2 separate regions of the Homo sapiens genome follow, and region 2 is linked to region 1. The links are chromatin loops, found by intact Hi-C in ENCODE. Cell type or tissue: endothelial cell of umbilical vein. All regions are shown on one strand. Links, peaks and the distances in the headings refer to the core of each region. The heading gives the core; the rest is flanking DNA.

Region 1 (5,388 bases), core at 336-5,335:
AGTGAGTGAATAAACATGAATTCTTTTAACTGCATCATTGGTTTTAAGATAAGCTTAGATCAACAACAGTTAATGGAAATTATTAAACACTTATAGGATGTCAAATTATGTGTGAGGACTCAAAGATGAATAGAGCAGGGTTCCTGTCATCAAGGAATGCACAGTCTAATGGGGGGGTAAATGTTTAAACATGTTGACCACAGTGTACAACGTGTGAAATAATAGAGGCATCTGAAAATACAGCAGCAGTAGGGAGAACTAATTGATTCTACCTGGAGGTGTCACTTGAAGGAGCCACAGGTGGTGGCCACTGAGATGCTTTAAAGGAAGAATAGGAGTAATAGGAGTGTTCCAAGTAGATAAGAAGAGAGAAAAGAAATTGCAGATAGGTAGAAATAACATGTAAAAACATGGTATGGTTTAGGAACTGTATTAGTTTTCTGTTGCTGCCATAACAAATTACCACAAACTTAGTGGCTTAAACACAAATTTATCATCTAATAATTCTGTAGGTCAGAAGTCCAACCTGAGCCTCAGTTGGCTAAAATCAAGGTGTAATCATGGCTACATTCCTTTCTGGAGGCTCCAGGGGAGCATTTAGTTGCTTGCCTTTTCCAGCTTCTGGAAGCCACCTACGTTCCTTGACTCATGACCGCCTTCCTCCATAGTCAGCAACAGTAGGTCAAGTCCTTCTCATATTTCAGATCTTTCCTCCTTCTCCTTTCATTTCATGTCTCAAATCTAGCCAGGAACAATTCTCTGCTTTGAAGTACTCACATGATTGGATTGGGCTCACCTGGTTAATCCACAATAATCTCCCCATCTCAAGGGGCCATTCTTAATCACATTTGCAAAGTCTCTTTTGTCATGTGAAGAAAGCCATCCACAGGTTCCAGGGATTAGGACATGCACATCCTGGGGGATGCGGGAGATTATTCTACCTACCACAGGAATTGTAGTTGCTATTACAGAACCAAAAGCATCATGGGAGATAGAGGGAGGAGACAGGTTTGGAGAAGGCGGCAGCTACCAGATAATGAAGACCCTTGTACACCATGTTGAGGAGCCTAGACTTAATTCTGAAGGTGATGAGGTCCTTTGAAGGGTCTAAAGCAAGGTGAGAATTGTGTTTCGATGGAGCATTCTGCTGGCAGCATGCAGGACAGACTCAAGGAAGACAAGTAAGGAAGTCCTCAGTCAGTTTACTAATTTATAGTGTACTGGCAGTCTGGTTACTACAGGTTGCTGAGTGATGAAAGGGGAGGGAATGAAGGGACAGAGCAGAGACTACTCTTTTGAGAAGAATTGAAATGAAAAGTCAAGGAGAGAAAGAAGGTAATTAAATGGGAGCACTATGCCCAAGATGGATTTTGTCTTGTTTGTTTTTGAAATGAGAGAGATGAGCAAATTTATAGGTTGAAGATAATGATAATGATTATAATAAAATAGCTAACACTGATTAAGACTTTATTTGTACACTAAGATATTATACTACATATGTACATTGATTCATTTTTTCTCTCTTACAACTGAAGAGACTGAGGCAAGGACTAGTTAAATATCACTTCAAGTTACATAGTTTTAAAAAATAGCAAAGCTGGCCAGGCATGGTGGCTCACACCTGTAATCCCATCACTTTTGGGGAGACCAAAGCAGAAGGATTGCCTGAGACCAGAAGTTCGAGACCAGCCTGGGCAACGTAGTGAGATTCCATCTCTACAAAACATTTTAAGAAAACCTAGCGGGGCATGGTGATGCACACCTGTAGTCCTAACTACTTGGGAGGCTGAGGCAGGAGTATCGCTTGAGCCACAGGAGTTCGAGGCTGCAGTGAGTTATGATTACACCACTGTACCCCAGCCTGGGCAACAGAGCAAGACTTTGCCTTAAAAAAAAAAACAAAAACTAGCAGAGCTATAATTCAAAACAAAATCCACTTGACTTGTGATATACTTGACTACTAGACTATGCTAGCCAGTAAAAAAGAAGAAGTAGGGCCGTGCGTGGTGGCTCACACCTGTAATCCCAACACTTTGGGAGGCCGAGGTGGGTGGATCACCTGATGTCAGAAGTTCAAGACCAGCCTGGTCAGCATGGTGAAACCCCGTCTCTACTAAATATACAAAAATTAGCTTGGCATGGTGGCGGGCACCTGTAATCCCAGCTACTCAGGAGGCTGAGGCAGGAGAATCGCTTGAACCCTGGAGGCGGAGGTTGCAGTGAGCTGAGATTGCGCCATTGCACTCCAGCCTAGGCAACAAGAGCGAAACTTCATCTCAAAAAAAAAAAGGAAGGAGTAGAGATTAAAAGGAGAGAAGCTATTACTGATGACTCAATGCCTAGGAAAAGGTAGGAGAGCATATATTTGAAAGCACAGGTGGAGGAGGAAAGGAATATGTGGCCTAATATTTTCTGTGAATGAGTTAGGTGTGTGAGAAAGCTAAAGCTTGAGATAACCTATGGGAAAAGTCAAAGGAAGCAGTTTTGAGAGCTCAATGCATTTGGAAACTACTTGAAATGGCCGTATTGTTTATTTCCAGCAGTGAGAGGGGAGCAGGCGAAAGGGAGATGAGAGTGGTAACCACTTATGCTTTCACATTTATATTACCTTCCAAAGCATGCCAGCCATTCCCCAGAATGAAGCCAACCCACTAGGTAATGTCAAAGAAGTCACAAGAACAGGGTAGGCAAATAGCTGTGACCACCTTGGACAAATCCAGGTTCCCTGCACACACCCACGCAAACACCTAATTCTTTCCTCATGCTGACCCCCTTCCAGATAAACTCACTTGGTGAAAGCTCTTACTGAGCTATTACTTCCTTGAAATGTCCTAGAATTTCCATTTTTGAAATTTTTTCCATATTGTTACATGTCATCCATGAATCATGAACTCTTTTTAAACTTTATCTCTAGAGTAAATGTTTCCTTCCAGTCACATAATTGCCAGCAGGGCAATTCAATAACACAGAATCTATTGTGAAATCATATTTATGAACTTATGACATTATATCTAACCTTTCATTGTGTATGCTCTTTGACAATTTAAGATTGAACTTTGTGCTATATTTCTTAGATTCTGCATTTTTGAAACATGACAAACTTGAGTTCTGCACCCACTTGTATCATGCAATGTGAAAATGCAACCATTTTCCATGTATGATATTGTTTATGAGTGAAGCATTTTTATCTGCTAGAACTTAGTGTGAAGTTTCTAACCAGGGATCGACCTGCTTAAAGAGACAGTTTATAATTTCACAGAAAAGTCACTTTTTGATGAATGTTGACGTCTAGATTATGATTTTTTATGTTTAAGGCAGCTAAAATCTATTCTCCACAGTTTAGTTTTTTTAAGAGAGATTTGTTTTTTTAGAGGAGACTGAAATAACAAAGTTTATCAACTAACATTCTGAACATCTATGACTTTACCTTTTCCAATTTATGTAGAAACTGCAAGAACATATTCAGGTGTTTTACCCTGTCAGCTTTCTTTGCAGGTTTGTAAGGCACCAAAGGCCAGCAGAATGATAGAGACAGAAAACAGGAAAGGAAACCTCTGTAGTTTTCCTGCTTTTCTGTGGCCATAAAACTAGCCAACATGTATCCTTGGCCCACCTACAATTAGGCTTCAAACCATTGCTGTTTTTTTGTTTGTTTTCTGAGACGGAGTCTTGCTCTGTCGCCTAGGCTGGAGTGCAGTGGTGCAATCTCGGCTCACTGCAAGCTCCACTTCCTGGGTTCATGCCATTCTCCTGCCTCAGCCTCCCGAGTAGCTGGGACTACAGGTGCCTGCCACCACGCCCGGCTAATTTTTTGTATTTTTAATAGAGACGGGGTTTCACCGTGTTAGCCAGCATGGTCTCGATCTCCTGACCTCGTGATCCGCCTGCCTCAGCCTCCCAAAGTGCTGGCATTACAGGCGTGAGCCACGGCGCCTGGCCACCATTGCTGTTAAAGATGGGACTCAACTTAGGGGAAATACAGTTGAGCATTCAGTAAGTCAGAGCTAGAATCTGCCTATATCTGCCACTAGGACCTGATCACAGTACTCTCTAAATTCTAATTCTCTCTAAATTCTGCTCTAATTCCCTCTTGTTTACAGTGATAGTCTGCAAGCACATTTTTAATAGCCTTTTGTTATTAAAAGTAATACATATTGGAAAAATTAGAAAACACAGGCAAGCAAAAATAAAAACATAAAAGCAGCACATTCTTACTACCCAGAGCACATCATTTTAACATCTTAGTTCTTATCCTTCTGGATCTCTATATATTCACATACTCATATGTAAAATAAGATCATCTTCTACGGACAGTTCTTGCTTTCTGGCTTAACAAGATGTCTCAGCTTCACTTTGTGTCTTCCCTGTACCAGACCTGAAATCAACCATTTCTAACACTTGCTGCTTCCTTTTAGTGGGAAATAAGATTAAAGACCAAAATGTATTAGGAGTGCTCATTGTTGTTAATGTGGCATTATTTCTAGACCATTATATATTTTTTAACCTTTAAGTTTAGTGATACAAGTGCAGGTTTGTTACGTAGGTAAACTTGTATCATGGAGGTTTGTTGTACAGATTATTTCATCACCCAGGTATTAAGCCTAGTACCTATTAGTAGTTTTTCCTGATCCTCTCCCTTCTCCTCCCTTCCACCCTCTGACAGGCCCCAGTGTGTGTTGTTTCCCTCTATGTGTCCATGTGTTTTCATCATTTAGCTCCCACTTATAAGTGAGAACATGTGGTATTTGGTTCTCTGCCCCTGTGTTAGTTTGCTAAGGATAATGGCCTCCAGCTCCATCCATGACCCTGCAAAGGACATGATCTCATTCTTTTTTATGGCTGCATAGTGTTCCATGGTGTATGTGTACCCCATTTTCTTCATCCAGTCTATCACTGATGGACATTTAGGTTGATTCCATGTCTTTGCTATTGTGAATAGTGCTGCAATGAACATACACATGGATGTGTCTTTATAATAGAATAATTTATATTCCTTTGGGTATATACCCATTAATGGGATTGCTGGATCAAATGGTATTTCTGTCTTTAGATCTTTGAGGAATCACCACTGTCTTCTACAATGGCTGAAATACTTACACTCCCACCAACAGTGTATAAGCATTCCTTTTTCTCCACAACCTCAGCAACATCTGTTATTTTTTGACTTTTTAAAAATTGTTATCTTTAGTTCTGGGGTACATATGCAGGATGTGCAGGTTTATTACATAGGTAAATGTGTGCCATGGTGGTTTGCTGCACCTGTCAATCAGCCCATCACCTAGGTATTAAGCCCAGCATGCATTAGCTATTTTTCCTAATGCTCTCCCTCCCCCAACTAACAGTAGCCATTCTGACTGGTGTGAGATGGTGTCTCATTGTGGTTTTGAT
Region 2 (5,388 bases), core at 312-5,311, 49 kb before region 1:
GGGTTGTGATGTTAAACAGCAACTTTTATTGAAGTGGCAGTGAACTGCAGCAGCAGAGGTTCTGATCCTTGTGGAGCAGGGCTACCCCATAGGCAGTGTACACGGAATAGGAGCTCAGAGGCAGTTCTGCACTCAAATTTATATCCACTTTTAATTAGATGCAAATTAAGGACTGGTTTATGCAGAAATTTCTAGAATGAGGTTGGTAACTTGCAGGTTGTCGGGTTGATGCCATGGAAAGGGGCAGTAACTTCCTGATGTTACCATGGCAACAGTAAACTAACATGGCACACTGGTGTCTAATGGGGGAGGTGCTTCTGCCTCAGACCTCTTTTAGCTAGTCCTCAATTTGGTGTGATGTCCAAGCCCCACCTCCGAAGTCGAGTTCTGCCTCCTACCTCACTACTGTGTAAATATACCATAATTTGTTGATCCATTCTATTTTGTTTATAAAAATGGATTATTTCCTGTTTTGAAGATAATGAATAAAGTTCTGTGATCATTATGCATGCCTTGTACTTAAGAATGAACTTATCTTGGGTATATACACAGGAGTGGGGTTAATCTGTCATAGTCTAGGTTTATATTCAGCTTTAGTAAAGACCTTCAATCAGTTTTCCAAAGACGTTGAACCAGCATACACTCCAATGGGTATTATGTTAGATGCTGTCACATGTCCAGGGTTAATACAAGTGATAGCTTTCACGGTATTCCCTAGTTAGGATTTCTACTTCTATCTGTATGTGCTTATGTAAAGCAGCACTGATTTATAAATGTGGCCTCACTTGTCAAGGGCCAGTGTGTCAGATGCTGAACTTTTCCAAGACTTGGAGGCTGTAAAATCATTTTTGTCTTAATGCTGTGAGCCAAAATCAAAACATTAAATTATTTCGCCTAAGCGAAATAATTGGCTCTTTGCTTTTTACCAAGAGCCAGGCATCTCCTCCCTTCTCTTTATTTCCTGAAAATAATTATTGTTCCAATCATTGTTAAGTAAGTCTTTGACCTGACTTAGCCAAGGGGTGGAAAAAAGGAGGCATAGGAGCATTGCATTTGGGAGGCATAAAAGGGAGAACAAACATTGTAGGGAAACACCGAGGAAGTAAAACTACGAATCAAAATAGAATATGAAACTAAAAGTAGAGTGTGGATGTGTACCAATCATCATGGGCAATGATGAAGATGGATTAAGTTTGTTAATATATGACCTTTTCACGAAAACAAGTTATATATAAAACTATGAGTGGTTGTACTTCTTACAAAATATGTAATAGCAGCATTTGTGTCCAAGTTTCAGTTGCATGTCAGATTTGATGAGTATTAAGATGTCAAGAACCTTGTGAACAATAATTTTGGACATTAAGTCTTAATCTATTTAAAAGATAAAAGATACAGCATTTACTATGTGCCAGGCACTGTGCTAGATGTTTATAATTATTATTGCTAAAGCTACTGAAATTCATGCCTTCAACTCCTCCTTGGTTTTGAGCACCTCCTGTGCTGGATTATGCTAGATACCATGAGAATTTATGGACATAAAGCATAAAAAGGTTCCTATTCTTTAGAAGCATTATTTGTGAACAAGAAGATTGAAATATTAAATGTCAACAAAAGGCATATGAGGATACAAGCAGTGTTATCAGAAGGGAAAGGGAGGCTTGACTGCTGTGGGATGAGATGGTCTAGAAAGGCTTTTAAGGCAGTAAGACATGAAAGGGTATATTGCATCCATATACACAGGGTCCACTATGAATCTGGTTTCTTCGTCCATACCCATGTATGCACATACTTGGAATATCTTCATGTAGATGACCCCAAAGTACCTCAAACTAAACATACTCACAACTAAATCCATTATCCTTCTCCGGAACCCAACTCTGCTCCTGGGTTCTGTCAGTTGGTTCTCTCTTGTTAATATCTCTTGAATTTGTGTTTTCCATTCCTACCATCTCACCAGTTAGAATGCCATTTCAGTGATGAAGATGTGAAGAGAGACTGCACAGTGGCATTGGCAATGAGGAAAAAAGGAGTGAATACATTTAGGAGAGATGTTAAGGAAGTATAAAATTCTATAGACTTAGTGTCTGAGTGGATGGAGTGGGTGAGGAAAAGATTCTAAATTGATGCTTGGCATTCTGATTTAGGAAATCAGCCAAATTATGGCACCATACATGAGAGTTCAGAAGAAGCAACAGGTCTGAAGGGAATGTCCGGTATGTGGATCTGAGCCTATGGGGGAAGTCTCTGGCTAGAGGTGTAGTAGACACGGTAGGTTGTTGATATAGTATTCAGAATGCTTTCTGAAAGAATTGCAACTTGATACCTATGTATATTTAACAACACAGTCTACCACTGTGGATTTAAAGAAAGATGCTGCCATTATTTACCTAATTTCATACTTGTAAAGTTATCTTTTTTTATGAGGATATTCACATATTCAAAAGATGCTTTATTTTCTATATATTTTGTTCTCTTAAGGCTGGTACCAGATAAATAAATGTTGGTTTTTTAAATAAATTTTTTTGATATAAGGTCTGTCTCTGTTGCCCAGACTGAAGTGCAGTGACACAATCTCAGCTCACTGCAACTTCTACCTTCTGGGCTCAAGCAATCCTCCCACCTCAGCCCCTGGAGTAGCTGGGACCACCGACACATAACACCAGGCCTGGCTGATTTTTGTATTTTATGTAGAGATAGAGTTTCACCATGTTGTCCAGGCTGGTCTCAAACTCCTGGGCTCAAGTGATCTACCCACCTCGGCCTCTCAAAATGCTGGGATTACAGGTGTAAACCCCTGCACCTGGCCTAAAATTAAAGTTTTAATTACTGAAAGTATCGGTGATTTGCTGACGCTACTAAAGCTTCATTTATTTTGTAGGTTGGACCTTCTATAGAGTTACTAATGAGCTTCTTGAGATAATCCCTAATGACATTTCAATTTTTTTCGAGGAATTAAATATTTTCTATTTTTTTATACCTTAAGTAACTGGTTATAAAGGGGAAAAGATAAGAACCCCACCCTCAAGGAGCTTACGAAGTAGTTTCAAGTATGTAAACTTACTTTTCAGAACGATTCTGTAATAGGAGTTTTGAGATATTGCTATTTCCATCTTAAAGATTCTGGAAGATTGAGACTCGCCCTGGGTTACACATCGGGGTGGAATTTGGAACCCAATCTTCCGTTTCCTGCTTCAGCGCGCATTTCACTTGACATTGTTCACTTGACATTCACACATTTAAACACTGCTATTTTAGGTTTTACAATTTGACTTTTAAAGTAGACTGTGTATTAAAACAAAGATAAATATGTACACTCTGTTTAAATATTTCTAGTATGTTTCCCCATCCTCTCCTTAGTTATCACCCCTCACTAACAGCTGTACTTATAGGCTGTGCTTTAAAAAATGACTAAGTTTCTTTTATAAACCTTCCTGCAAATCTTGCTATTATTGGCATGTTTTCGCTTTTCCTTCAGACATCCAGGCACCCTTGCAAGAATAATTTTTCAAGATTTTCCTTGGCTGTCAAGAATCTTTAAAGAGACGGATAGTTTATTGAACAGTACAGATAGGTTCTATTGTTCCCATATTTTTGTTATTATTGTTTTTACTCTGACAGTGGGGTGGAAATTTAAAAACTTTTCCAGTATGGAAGAAGACCTTGTAATGCACTTAAATATTTGAGATATCAACATACCTAAATCCATTTACAAAGATTGAATATTGACACTAAGATTATAAGAATACAGGCCAAATTCCACTTTGCAAAGTAGATTAATACCCCTCAATTCAGTTAAATTGTACACTGCAGAAGAGGTCAGGGTAAGAGGAAAGAAGGCACTGTGTTAGGATGTCCTCCTCTTGGCACCTTTAAAATGACAAACATGGAGATTGATTTTGGCCAGGAATCTGGGGTATTGTCAGAACAACTCTATTTGAACAAGCTATGCTTAGTGGTAAGAGGGAGTCAGAAGGATGTTGAAAAGGGGACAGAGAAGAAGAAAGATAAAGAAAAATTGGTCCTTTACCTCCTCACATACAATCTGTGAGATTATCTTCCTTTGTTCATTCTGAAAACTCTTTCCTGAGCATCTACAATATGCCAAACCCAAGGCTAGGAATGGGAGGAAAACGCAGCAGTGGCCCTACCCTCAGTGGCCCATCTGTCCCTCTGTTTGTGTGGTTTATTTGCCTCTCTTCTCCTTTATCCTTTTCTAGTTCTTTACTGACATAATGAGATCCTAGTTTGTATGTGTATGTGCATGTGTGTTTAATTACGTAGTTAATACAGTTTTAATCACCTCTTTATTTTTCATTGATTGTTTACTACTGTTGTAGCAACTTGATTAAATATTAAAAATAATGATCTAAACTTTGATACTGGCTTTCTAAATAGTCGCTGAACGGATGTTGCTCTTCAAAATAAGTACTAGGAGAAAGAATAGTATTTTCTCCTTTGAGAGAAGGTTGGCTTTGGAAAGCTCGTGGCTCTTAGGTGAATGTGCATCTTGTAAAACAGTGTCTTTAGTAATGCAATCACTATTTTAATACATTGGGGACTAAACATGGAAGCTTAAGGATTAAAATAAAATACCTTTTTCAACAAAAAATGTATTAATATATAGGTAGAGAGAGGGTACTGTTGTCTGTTGGGTAGATTCCTTGGCAAATAAACAGAAGGGAGCAGGATTGGGAATTTGTCCATCTAGTAACCAGACTTACAGGTAAATCAGTTAAATGAGTTAGCAGGAGTCAACCCAGAAAAGTTAGCTAAGACAAGACAATTACTAAAGTTTTCATTAGGCAAGCAAGATTAGGTTCTCAATGGTCAAGCAGTGAGATGCAAGCCAGACTGGGAAGTTAAGGAACAGAGTATCAGGGAATCATAATAAAATTGTAATAAAATTTATTCAGCCATGGGGCTAGTTTTATTTATATAAAGCTATTTTAATATATAAAATATATACATAGTACAAAATCCAGAAGGTGCAGAATAGTAAACAATGAAAAGTCAGCCTTCTACCCCATTATACAATCTAAACTCCCCCTCCCAAGAGACAACCATAATTAACAATCTTTTATATAGCCTTGTAGAACATCTATGCACAAAGAAGTAAGTCTTAGTATAATATACACACTGTTTTTTTCACATATTTATACAATTTTTATTTTTTCATTGTATAGTATTTCAAGGCATGAATGGAACATGCTTTTTAAAACTAGTTCCTTATTATGAGACATTTAGGTCATTTCCAATCATCTGCTCTTGCAGATAATGATAGAGTGACTAACTTTATACATGCATCATTTAATACTGGAGTAGTCATCTTAAAAGGTCAAATTCCTAATAGTGGGATTGCTGGGTCAGTGGATTTGCTCGTTCAAAAAA

Evidence for each region. Hi-C counts contacts between places; a loop is a spot of excess contacts. Peaks named below come from ENCODE experiments on the same cell type or tissue, not always from the same donor. Only the 100,000 strongest peaks of a DNase experiment are listed, where the experiment ranks them.
Region 2: it touches region 1 in a loop (9-fold over the local background); 1 of 110 quality-filtered maps calls a loop at or near these places.

The regions. Positions count from the first base shown.
Region 1 is chr7:77,223,666-77,229,053 of GRCh38, forward strand. All of the region lies in intron 2 of CCDC146 (coiled-coil domain containing 146), which reads left to right. All of the region lies in intron 1 of CCDC146-AS1 (CCDC146 antisense RNA 1), which reads right to left. Among named protein-coding and RNA genes, the nearest start is that of CCDC146-AS1, 22 kb to the right of the region's middle. In endothelial cell of umbilical vein, for the core only: no CTCF peak of the experiment used is centred there; a DNase peak (open chromatin) is centred at 2,926.
Region 2 is chr7:77,174,330-77,179,717 of GRCh38, forward strand. All of the region lies in intron 2 of CCDC146 (coiled-coil domain containing 146), which reads left to right. Among named protein-coding and RNA genes, the nearest start is that of FGL2, 23 kb to the right of the region's middle. In endothelial cell of umbilical vein, for the core only: no CTCF peak of the experiment used is centred there; no DNase peak of the experiment used is centred there; H3K27ac peaks cover 566 bases.